Linked DNA regions of Homo sapiens: region 2 is linked to region 1. The links are chromatin contacts, found by POLR2A ChIA-PET in ENCODE. All regions are on one chromosome and are shown on one strand. Each heading gives the region's core, a stretch centred on a gene start or an enhancer-like site at or near the end of the contact. The rest is flanking DNA. Distances are from core to core; before and after follow the strand shown. Region 1 has its middle 180 kb from the start of CEMIP2. Region 2 overlaps CEMIP2 (cell migration inducing hyaluronidase 2).

Region 1 (5,493 bases), core at 1,663-4,162:
CCCTCCTCGGCCTCCCAAAGTGCTGGGATTACAGGTGTGAGCCACCGCACCTGGCCAGAGCCAGTCCCTTTTAAGGACTCATCTGAGTAGGTCATATCCACCTAGAATATATTTCCCTTTCTTGAAGTCAACTGTGCCATACAACATAACCTTGTCATGGAATGATGTCTCATCATATTCACCTACTCACAAAGAGAGGAGATTATACAAGCACAAGGGTCACTGTGGTCAACTTAGAATTCTACCTACCACACCTCCTTTCTCCAAGTGTATCAAAAGTCACAAAGAGATGCCTGATGAGGGCAAGGCCCCAGACCTCATCAGACACATCCAGACTGTCTCACTTGAGGTTCTTCAGTATTAATCAATATTTTTATATGTTCATGCATTCTTTCTCATGGAAAAAATTATTTACAGAAGTTGTATTGCAAGCCTGGCACTGTGTTAAGTGCTGGAGACACACGATGACAAGAGGTATGACCCTTGCCCTTGTTCAGTGGTGCAAAGTTAATCAAATAAACATATTATGTAAAATTATATCTTTGATTAGTACAAAGGATATGAGGTACATGGTGATATAAGATCCTATAAGGGGAATATTTGACTTTATCAGAATAAAAGAACAGAAGCAGAGGCTGCTGACTGCCCACCAAAACCCATTCTCAACTTCCATTAGAGAAGAAGGCACAGGGCTGCCCATCTGCACTGCGCTTCCCAACTTCTTTTGACTTTGGGAGTGGCTATGTAAAGAAATCCCCTCCAATGAATAGAAGTCAATAGTGCCACTTCCAGGCCTGGGCCATTAAACTCATTGTCACTCCTATGAGTGACAAAGGCATTGCCCACAGCAACCACGAGTCACATGTTAAGGATGGCAGAGCTTCAGTCAACTTAAGTCCTTCAATGACTCTATGGAGCAGAATCCTCAGCCACCGCCAGACTACCAGTGCTCTCACCACCAAAACCACTCTGGACTGTGATGTGAGAAGGAATGAAACTCCTTTTTCATTTAAGACATTACTTTTTAGGTCTGTTTCAGCAATTTAGGCTTCCCCAAGTAACACAGAACTACATGCTGGCAGGCAAAAAAAAAAAAAAAAAAAGCTTTCTTATATTATGTTTATGTAATGTGTCTCTGAAAGACTTTCACATCTACTGGGAGATGGAATTCTCTCAATAACCCCGTGAGACAGATAGCAGGCCATCTATTATAGGACCCATGCGCCCATGCAGATGAGGCTCAGAAGAATTCAGTGACTCAGGGAGGGCCCTACAGCTCAGTAGTCATTCTGGAATCTCCATCACTGACTCACCATTTGGATTTACACAGGTCACCTCTCTCTTTCATCATTGATAGGATATGGTCATCCCTGTCTTTCTACCTAAGAGAGAAAAATTCTATGGGGGCTGGTCTGTGAATCCCTTAGTAAAAATGACACAGATGTGATATTCAGTTCCATAAGTTACACAGGTAGGAGAGATTTAGCTATATTATTTGGCAATGCCTTCTTAATTGTTTACTCTTCAATATCTTAGCTCCATTGGAAACAGACTGATAGGCAAAACCAAACATAGGCTGCTAAGCTACTATTGGTCTTAGATCTCTTAAATTGTAACATCTGATGTAATATCATTTTTGATCTCATTCTTGATGTAGTTCTTTTGACTCTGTTTACTTACCTGTGTATGTTATCAGAAAATGTACCATTTCAAAATTTTTTATTCACTCATGTGTTCACCAAAAGTTATGAGCATTTACTCTGTTTAAAGTCATTGTGCTAGACCCTGGGTATCCAGTAGTAAACAATGTGGGCATAGTCCCTGCCCTCAAGAAGATTATAGTCTGATCAGAAAAGCGGACAATAAACAAGAAAATATGCAATCTTATTTAATTACAAATAGTGATTGATGGAAAGAAAGAATGAAGAAATGAAGATGATGAGAACTAGGACACACTTTTTATATCTCTCTCTAGTTAAATCTTCTAAAATTCATTCTGCAGAATTAGAATTACTCACAAATGTATTATTTCCAACTTGCTAATATAGCCTATTTTCTACCCTTGGACTGCTTAAGTAGTTTTGCTTCACTTCTAGGAAATGCAGAGCTACATTTGGTACTTAGCAATAGAAATGTCTGAACTTAGGTTCCTAACTCAGCTATCTTTCTACTTCTTCCAAATTGTTTCTGCTTTATTTTCTTTTTCAGGTGAGAAAAATACATATTTTAATCTCAGTCTTTCATTTCAATCCCCTTCTCATGCAGTGTTCCCATTTTTAAGCCTAAGAGATACCGCTCTGATGTTCCTTCCTTTATTTTGTTTTTCAGGTGAGAAAGGAAGGGAGGGAAGGAAGGAAGGCGGGGAACAAACACTAATAAATGAGGGCCTTGCTCTTTTGCACACAACATCCCGATGATCTGTCTTTGGGCCTTGACGGGGTGACCAGATGCGACGTGTTTGAGGAAACCCAGGCACTTCTGGTGGCTGAGGAAGACAGGAAATCCCAACTTGACACTCACAGATGACGGCTAAAGCAGACACAACCACAGGGGCAGAAATCTGACTGCGAGGAACCTGGACTCTGACTCGAACACCCGCGAAGGACAGGGATTGGGACCCTTATATTACTGTTTACCCAGGAGTTACAAATCATTGCTCTTCCCGCCATCTTGGCTCCTGTGGAGGCCTGCTGGGAACAGGACTTCTAAAAGGAACTATATCTGGAAGGCTGTGGTCCAATGCCATTTTTGCCGGCTATAAGCAGGATCTCTGGAACCAAAGGGAGCACACACCTCTTCTAAAAATTGAAGTTGTTTATGCCTGAGATGAAACAGAATTCTATTTGGGCAAGAGATGTGCTTATGTATACAAAGCAAAGAACAACCCAGTGACTCCTGGCAGCAAACCAAACAAAACCAGAGTAATCGGGGGAAAGGTAACTCATGCTCATGGAAACAGTGGCCTGGTTCGTGCCAAATTCCGAAGTAATCTTCCTGCTAAGGCTATTGGACACAGAATCCGAGTGATGCTGTACCCCTCAAGGATCTAAACTAACGAAAAGTCAATAAATAAACTTGGATTTATGCTCTTGAAAAAAAAAATCATTGACCCTCTGAGTTGTGACTTTTCTGGCACCCCATTCGGATATTCTATATGATGGGTATGGTTTTTATTTGCTCTGTGGCCTTGGATGAGCCACTGAAAGGTCTTCAAGGTTAAATTTCTATCCTGTCTCATAATGACATCTTAACCCCTCAATAAAGTATTATATTTTTAAAATTAAAAAAAAAAATCTGAGAGATACTTCGATTCAAGGTTTAAAATACTCCAGAACCATCATTTAATTTGACAAAACTATGTCCTTGCCCTGAAAGCAAGAGTAGAAACTGTGGCCCTGTTATCATAGTCCTGTTTCCACAAAGCCTGTTCTATGTCCCCAAACAGGTTGGCAGAAGAGTTGTAAAGATCTGAGGGCCACGGTGATGAGGGAAAAGATTTTAGGAAACAGAAAAAGAAGAACAGTTATTGAGTGCTTATTATATATTCTAAGTGCTCTCATAGCATTCTCTTGTTAAATGCTCACAACTCTACAGTTCTAGCCTTCTCAGAGATTCCCCCAGCCCATACCACGTGGTCCAGAGAGGTCAAGGTCTTATGTCATGTTCTCCCTTAAACCTCTCTGCATCTCTAAACCCACAGGGCAGAGGTTAGCCCGTCATGTAGGTAGCCTGGTGTCATTTTACATGTACTAATTTCCACATTTAACTAATAAAAAACTTGCCAGAAATTGGATTGGGATTTTTTTTTTTTTAACACAGAGTTTCACTCTGTTACCCAGGCTGGAGTGCAATGGCACAATCTTGACTCACTGCAACCTCTGTGCCTCCCCTGTTGAAGCAATTCTCCTGCCTCAGCCTCCCATGTAGCTGGGATTACAGGCATGTGCCACCATGCCCAGCTAATTTTTTTGTATTTAGTAGAGACATGGTTTCACCATGTTGGTCAGGCTGGTCTCAAACTCCTGATCTCAGGTGATCCCACCCGCCTAGGCCTCCCAAAGTGCTGGGATTACAGGCATGAGCCACTGTGCCCAGCCCTGAATTGGGATTTTTAGCCGATTATAGGCTCAGGGCCATATGACAATAAAAATAAAACTTTAGGGCTACATATTTTAATCTCAGTCTTTTGTTTCAATCCCTTGCTCATGCAATTTTCCCTATTATTAAGCCAAGGAGATATCACTCCAATGTCCCTGGCTCCCTACACAACAAGGAGATGTGCCACCTCAGAGCTGAAACCTTGGGGGAACTCAGGCCCCAAACATCCACGAATAGAATGTATGGCTTCACTGAAGCAGAGTGGCACAATGACACGTGTCTTTACAAATTTAACAGGCTATAATCAGCTACAGCTGCCATGCAATGGCCTGTCTGTCTTGGCATCCACCAGCTTCTGTCCATAACGCAGCTTCTCAGCCGGTTTAGGTATGGGAACCACACAACCTCTAAAGTGAAGGAGGCTTCTCCAGCAAAACCGAACGGCATATTCAGATGCTGGGTGAGGATTCATAATATTTAGCTATTTTGTTAATTAATATAACAGTAATTTCTTTATTCAGTCACAGAAACATCAATGTATCTATGCTGAAGCACCATAATTTTATAAGCACAGTTATTGGGGGAAAATGTTACCTTTTTGTCCTAAAAAGACTCTCCACGCATGTAGCTAGGGAAAGCTAAGGTCAGTGGCAGAGTTATATGCACACCTCCACCACCAACATCACCACCACCACCTCCTCCTTCATCTCTCATCCAGCTCTGCCTTAGGCCCTTTTTTTTCTTTTCTTTTCTTTTCTTTTTTTTTTCCCCAAGACAGGGTCTCACTCTGTCACCCAGGCTGGAGTGTGGTGGCGCAATCTTGACTCACTGCAACCTTCACCTCCTCAGCTCAAGTGATCCTCCCATCACCTCAGCCTCCCAATAGCTGGGACTACAGGCATGCACCACCACACCCAGCTACTTTTCATATTTCTTTTTGTACAAACGGGGTTTTGCTGTGTTGTCCAGGCTGGTCTTGAACTACTGGACTCAAGAGATCCACTTGTCTCTGCCTCCCAAAGTGCTGGGATTACAGGAGTGAGCCACCATACCTGGCCTGTCTGAGACCCTTTAACCCATTTATGCCTGAGGTTGCACTTTTTGGAATTTTTGCAATCAGACCTTGGCAATGATCTTGAGCAGTAGGATATAAATAACTCCCACATATGGGAGGTCGGGGTGGGTGGATCATGAGGTCAGGAGTTGGAGACCAGCCTGGCCAACATAGTAAAACTCCATCTCTACTAAAAATACAAAAATTAGCCAGGTGCGGTGGTGCACGCCTGTAATCCCAGCTACTCAGGAGGCTCAGGCAGGAGAATTGCTGAAACCTGGGAGGCAGAGGGAGGTTACAGTGAGCTGAGATCATGCCATTGCATTCCAGCCTGGGCAATA
Region 2 (5,057 bases), core at 645-3,144, 94 kb after region 1:
CCGAGTCTAAACATCAGCTTAGAGGCTGCTTTGCAGTCATAGTCCATGAGATGGTGCGTCTGCCTTTCATCTTCTTGCCAGCACTCTCTTCCAGCCTCTGAAGATAATATATGGCATGCTGACTCAGGTGGAGAGGCAGGAATCACAGCAAAGACTTAAACCCTAGTCTGTGGATACATGAGAGCCCTCTGTGTTGCTCGTCAGCTGGCTGATTTGTGGACGACCACATTTTTGGAGCTCAACCAACTGCCTCACCTGATGGAAAATGCTTATGAACTTATAAATCACCTTTGAATATATTTTCTTGGTAGAAATAGAACAGATTGCTAGCTCCCAATTCCCTGAAATGTATATATCAGTGTATAGAACCAATTTAATGATTTGAGAGGACTGAGGACTAAAAACTGTATTAAAAGCTTCTATTAAAAAGAGACAATAGAGAAATGCTTTGTTTAGGGCTGGGAGTTTTGTGAGTAATATAGGAAATGCAAATAAAAATAATAGGTAAATGCAATTTTGTTTTAGTCACAAAAAAATTACAGACTGGAGTTAAACAGTGGGCCTATTATATTAGTGCCGTGGTTCCGAAACCTGGCTGCATATTAGAATCATCCAGGGAGCTTTAAAAAAAATTCCAGTGCTCAGGCTGCACCCAACACCAATTAAATCTGAATCTGGGGGGAAGGGAGTAAAGTCCAGGCCTCTATATTTTTTTTTAAAGCTCCTCAGGTAATTCCAGTGTGCAGCCAAGATGGAGAACCTCTGCCTTGGAGAATACAGTCCCTGCCCTTCTGAAGCTTACTCTTACAATATTTACTTGGTGGATTCTGTCCACCAAGTGTCTTCCTCACTTCCGTCAGTAACTTCTTTACAGCTGGAATCTGGAATTTTAAATTTATAGATAGAGATATAAATTCACATACAGGCCAGGCGCGGTGGCTCATGCCTGTAATGCTAGCACTTTGGGAGGCCAAAGCAGGAGTATCACTTGAGGTCAGGAGTTCAAGACCAGCCTGGCCAACACGGTGAAACCCCACTTCTACTAAAAATACAAAAATTAGCAGTGCATGGTGGCGGGTGCCTGTAATCCCAGCTACTTGGGAGGCTGAGGCAGGAGAATCACTTGAACCTGGGAGGTGGAGGTTGCAGCGAGCTGAGACTGCATCACCTCACTCCAGCCTGGGTGACAGAGCGAGACTCCATCTCAAAAATAATAACAATAATAATAAAATAAATAATAAATAAATTCACATACACACATATATAAAATACATGCACACATATTTTTATTTAACTTAGGCCCTGATTATTAGTATATAAAACAGAAAAACCAAGTGCCTTGGTAATTTACATATCTTCTCCAAATCTTTAAAGAACCAAGCTCTAAAAAACACACGTAAAGATATTTAAGTCATAAAACACACACACACACACACACACACACACACACTCTAATGACCTTCAGGAACCATAATCCAATAATATATTTAATAGGTAAGATCTCATTCATCAATATACAAAAAAAAAAAACAAACCAGAAAACAAAAAACTAACTTTGATTAAGACATGTGCCCTTAGTAAGGGCACTTACAATTAGAAAGGTTTATCGGTAGCACTTTGAGGTAGCATATTTTGTAAAGTCACAGGGCTGCTCTGCAGTTTCTCCTGGATACAAAGGTAGAGGCCATCAGCCTTTGCCCCTAGAAGAGGAAAGTGAAATTATCTGTACTCATTGCCAGTGTCAGCCTGAACACACTTTCTACCACCCACCCTTGGCCATCCCTCCTCTACACTTTATGCGTCGGGGGTTTAGAACAACGTAAAGGCATTTTGCTGCTTCTTTCCTCTTGGTACGGCAGCATCCCAGGCTGTGGAGCCAGTTGCCTCTTGCCGCATGTGATTCACCAGCAGGAGACGCATGCACCCTGTGGAAAGGGAAGCTGGGCATCACAGCATGCTTTTTAATTGGCTTTAACATTTCATTAAGTAAGAGTGACTCATTCCTGCAAGGCTTTAAAGAGGTTCATTTCTGAGTATTCTCTCCACGATTCTGACCCTAGAAAGCGCTCCTTTTTTTCCTCCCTGGGTGTAATCATTTTGGGGTATCATTAAGCTTTCTGGGATTTTCCTGGCAGGAGGGTGAACAGAAAAGCTTTAAAAAATCCACACAAAACAATAACAAAAAACCCAAGTGCAAGAGCAATACCAAGAACAGACTTCCTTTGTGCAAGTTAAAATGATACAAGTTTACGGTTCAGGAAAACAACCTACTTCTTAAAACAAAACAAAACAAAACAAAAAAGGAAATATTCAGTTGAGCTCTGCATTTTAAACACAAATATACAGTCAAAAGAGGCTAAGGATTAAAGCTGCAAAAATGGTCCCAACAGCCTCAGACTTTTGCTGCAGGAAAATTTTTTGCCCAATGGTCACAGATTAAAGGGATATCTAATCCCCAAGAGCCCTTTTGTCCCAATATACTTCCTGTTTGAAAGTTTAACCCTTACAAGTAATTGATATATAAGTGAATAAAAATAGCACATGTCCAGGCAAAAAAGGGCATGAGCTGGGCCTGAGTTGCCACTTAAAACTGTCATTCAATATCATAGAAAATCCTCAAAGGCTGCCCAGAAACAGGGCCCCAGGCACTGCTGAACATGCCAGCCACCAAGTCAACTGCCACCCGACCCAACTGAGCATTAAACTTCAAGTATCCAAGGTGCTACAATAGCTGGTCCTCTAAAGACCTCAGGCTGACTCTCAGAAGCCCCCACTCCACCCCACCCCATTATACAAAAAGTAAAAACATTGCTCATGGTCATTACAAAATACGGGGGTGGAAAGTGAGGAATAAGAGATCTGCTCTCTGAATACACCAGCCTTACAAATACAAACAACGTCTTTAACATTTTGTACAACTAGAAGGTGCATGAAGCTGGTATCCAAGCAATAATTTCAAACGCTTTCTTTTCTCCCCATTCTGTATCAAACTGGAAAATGGTTCCGTTGGGTTAACAGTGTCATTTTAAAATGCCATAAATTAAATAAGTTAGTTCACATTTTTTTTCCCCCAGCACTTAAGTTACAGTTAGTCTCTAATGTGCTTTTGAAGCTTGCTTTAGCAGTTCCAGGTCTCTTCTGCGGACAGTGGTGGCTCTGGGACAACCATATTCGTCCAGCTGCAAAGGTATGAATTGTTCAAGCACCCCAAGGCCCTGTCCAGCAGGACTGGTAAATAGCTTAGTCCATGATGGTTTAAAGTTTCCACTGAATCCCAAAAATATGGTACTCCCTAAAAAAAAAAAAAAAAAAGAAAAAGAAAAAAAATCAATTTTTATAGCTACATTCCAGCAAGAGAATATAGGAGGTGAGTCGGAGGTGAGCAAAACAAAGGCAGCTATTAAAAAACTCTGCACTTCCTTACATCAGCAAATGAACTCTCACCACCCACCTTTTGCCCCAGATAACAAACCACATCCCAACACACTTCCTCTCACATTGTGCCCTTATTTAGAAATCATCTTAATGATACCCACTCCAGCAAACAAGCTCATGAAAATGGTCTGGTAGCTGAATTGCACCATAAAATTACCTATGTTGCTGGCCCTGTAAGAACTTCATGAAATAATACAAATACAAACCTTTGTCATAAAGATGAGCTGGTTTGGCTAATCCCAGAGGTACTAGTAAGTGTGAAATGTTTAACTGCTTTATTTCTCCTCTTGTGCTCAACAGAACAATGGACCTGTATGTGAAATTTAGAAAGTCAGAGCCAATTTCAATCCTTCAGCATGAGTATCTTTCTACTGAGTATCTTTCTGAACTGACTGCTGAATAGAAATATTAGATAAAAGCAGAACTCCAAAAAGAAAAAAGTCTAGATGATTTTCCATCCAATTCCCACTCTTCCACCCCACCACCATGGGCTTCACACGTTGCTCTTACAAGGGGTAACGCATACATAAACCAAATCATTTACGTACGTTCACCTAGTGCAGGGCTTCCCAACCCCTGGGCCATGGATGGGTACCAGTAGATTAGGAACCAAGTTGCACAGCAGGAGGTGAGCAGGCGAGCGAAGCTTCATCTGTATTTACAGCCACCCCACAACACTTGCATTACAGCCTGAGCTCCGCCTCCTGTCAGGTCAGCTGTGGCATTCAACTCTCATAGGAGCAGAACCCTATTGGGAACTGCACATGTGAGGGATCTAGGTTGTGTGCTCCTGAGAATCTAATGCCCAATGATCTGTTGATCATCACCCCCAGATGGGACCATCTAGTTGCAGGAAAACAAGCTCAGGGCTCCCACTGACTTTACATTATGGTGAGCTGTGTAATTATTTCATTATATATTGCAATGTAATAATAATAGAAAAAAAGTGCACAGTAAATGTAATGTGCTTCAATCATCCTGAAACCATCCCCCTTCACCTCCAGTCCATGGAAAAATTATCTTCCATGAAACCAGTCCCTGATGTCAAAAAGGCTGGGGACTGCTGACCTAGTGGATGGTCTGGGGCACAGCTCTTTTAGGGAATAGTCTATTGTTGTTGTTGTTGTTTATAATTTGTATAAATTTGTGAGGCACAAGTGCAATTTCATTACATACATAGGATTGCATAGTGGTGAAGTCAGGGCACTTAGGGTATCCATCACCCAAATAATGTACACTGTGCCTATTCAGTAATTTCCTGTCATCCACCCCTCACCCTTCCTTCTCCATTGTCTATCAGGGAGTAAGTCTACTGTAACATGGGAGAATGGTTTTGTTTTGTTTCAAATACTCTATTTATTTAAGTTCTATTATCTATTTATTAAATAAATGGATAAACACAATTCTAAAAATAAATAAACGACTAAATGTGTTTTCCATGGTTTGAATTACCATTTTTGTCACATAGTAAGCCAACATACATACTTGGACCTATCTGTGGATTCTCCGTTCTTCTCTGATCTTGCTCTTCTCTGCCAAAACTATGCTGGCCTATGGCTTCACGGTCCATTTTAATATTTGATAAAAACAAGCCCTTGTATTACTGTAATTTGTTTATATTT

Evidence for each region. ChIA-PET counts read pairs that join two places held with the same protein, here RNA polymerase II (POLR2A).
Region 2: POLR2A ChIA-PET joins it to region 1 with 17 read pairs in BJ. The contact joins two enhancer-like sites. POLR2A ChIA-PET finds 5 or more read pairs at or near these places in 3 of 52 experiments (A549, AG04450 and BJ).

Annotation. Positions count from the first base shown.
Region 1 is chr9:71,586,884-71,592,376 of GRCh38, forward strand. It overlaps the pseudogene RPL35AP21. Among named protein-coding and RNA genes, the nearest start is that of CEMIP2, 180 kb to the right of the region's middle. Within about 2 kb of position 2,913, at least 2 of the 41 ENCODE cell types and tissues checked have a DNase peak (open chromatin) inside an H3K27ac peak, as active enhancers do.
Region 2 is chr9:71,682,102-71,687,158 of GRCh38, forward strand. CEMIP2 (cell migration inducing hyaluronidase 2) reads right to left here. Exons shown (of 24, transcript NM_013390.3): 23 at 3,642-3,745; 24 at 1,265-3,292. The coding sequence ends at 3,096. Among named protein-coding and RNA genes, the nearest start is that of CEMIP2, 84 kb to the right of the region's middle. Within about 2 kb of position 1,895, at least 5 of the 41 ENCODE cell types and tissues checked have a DNase peak (open chromatin) inside an H3K27ac peak, as active enhancers do.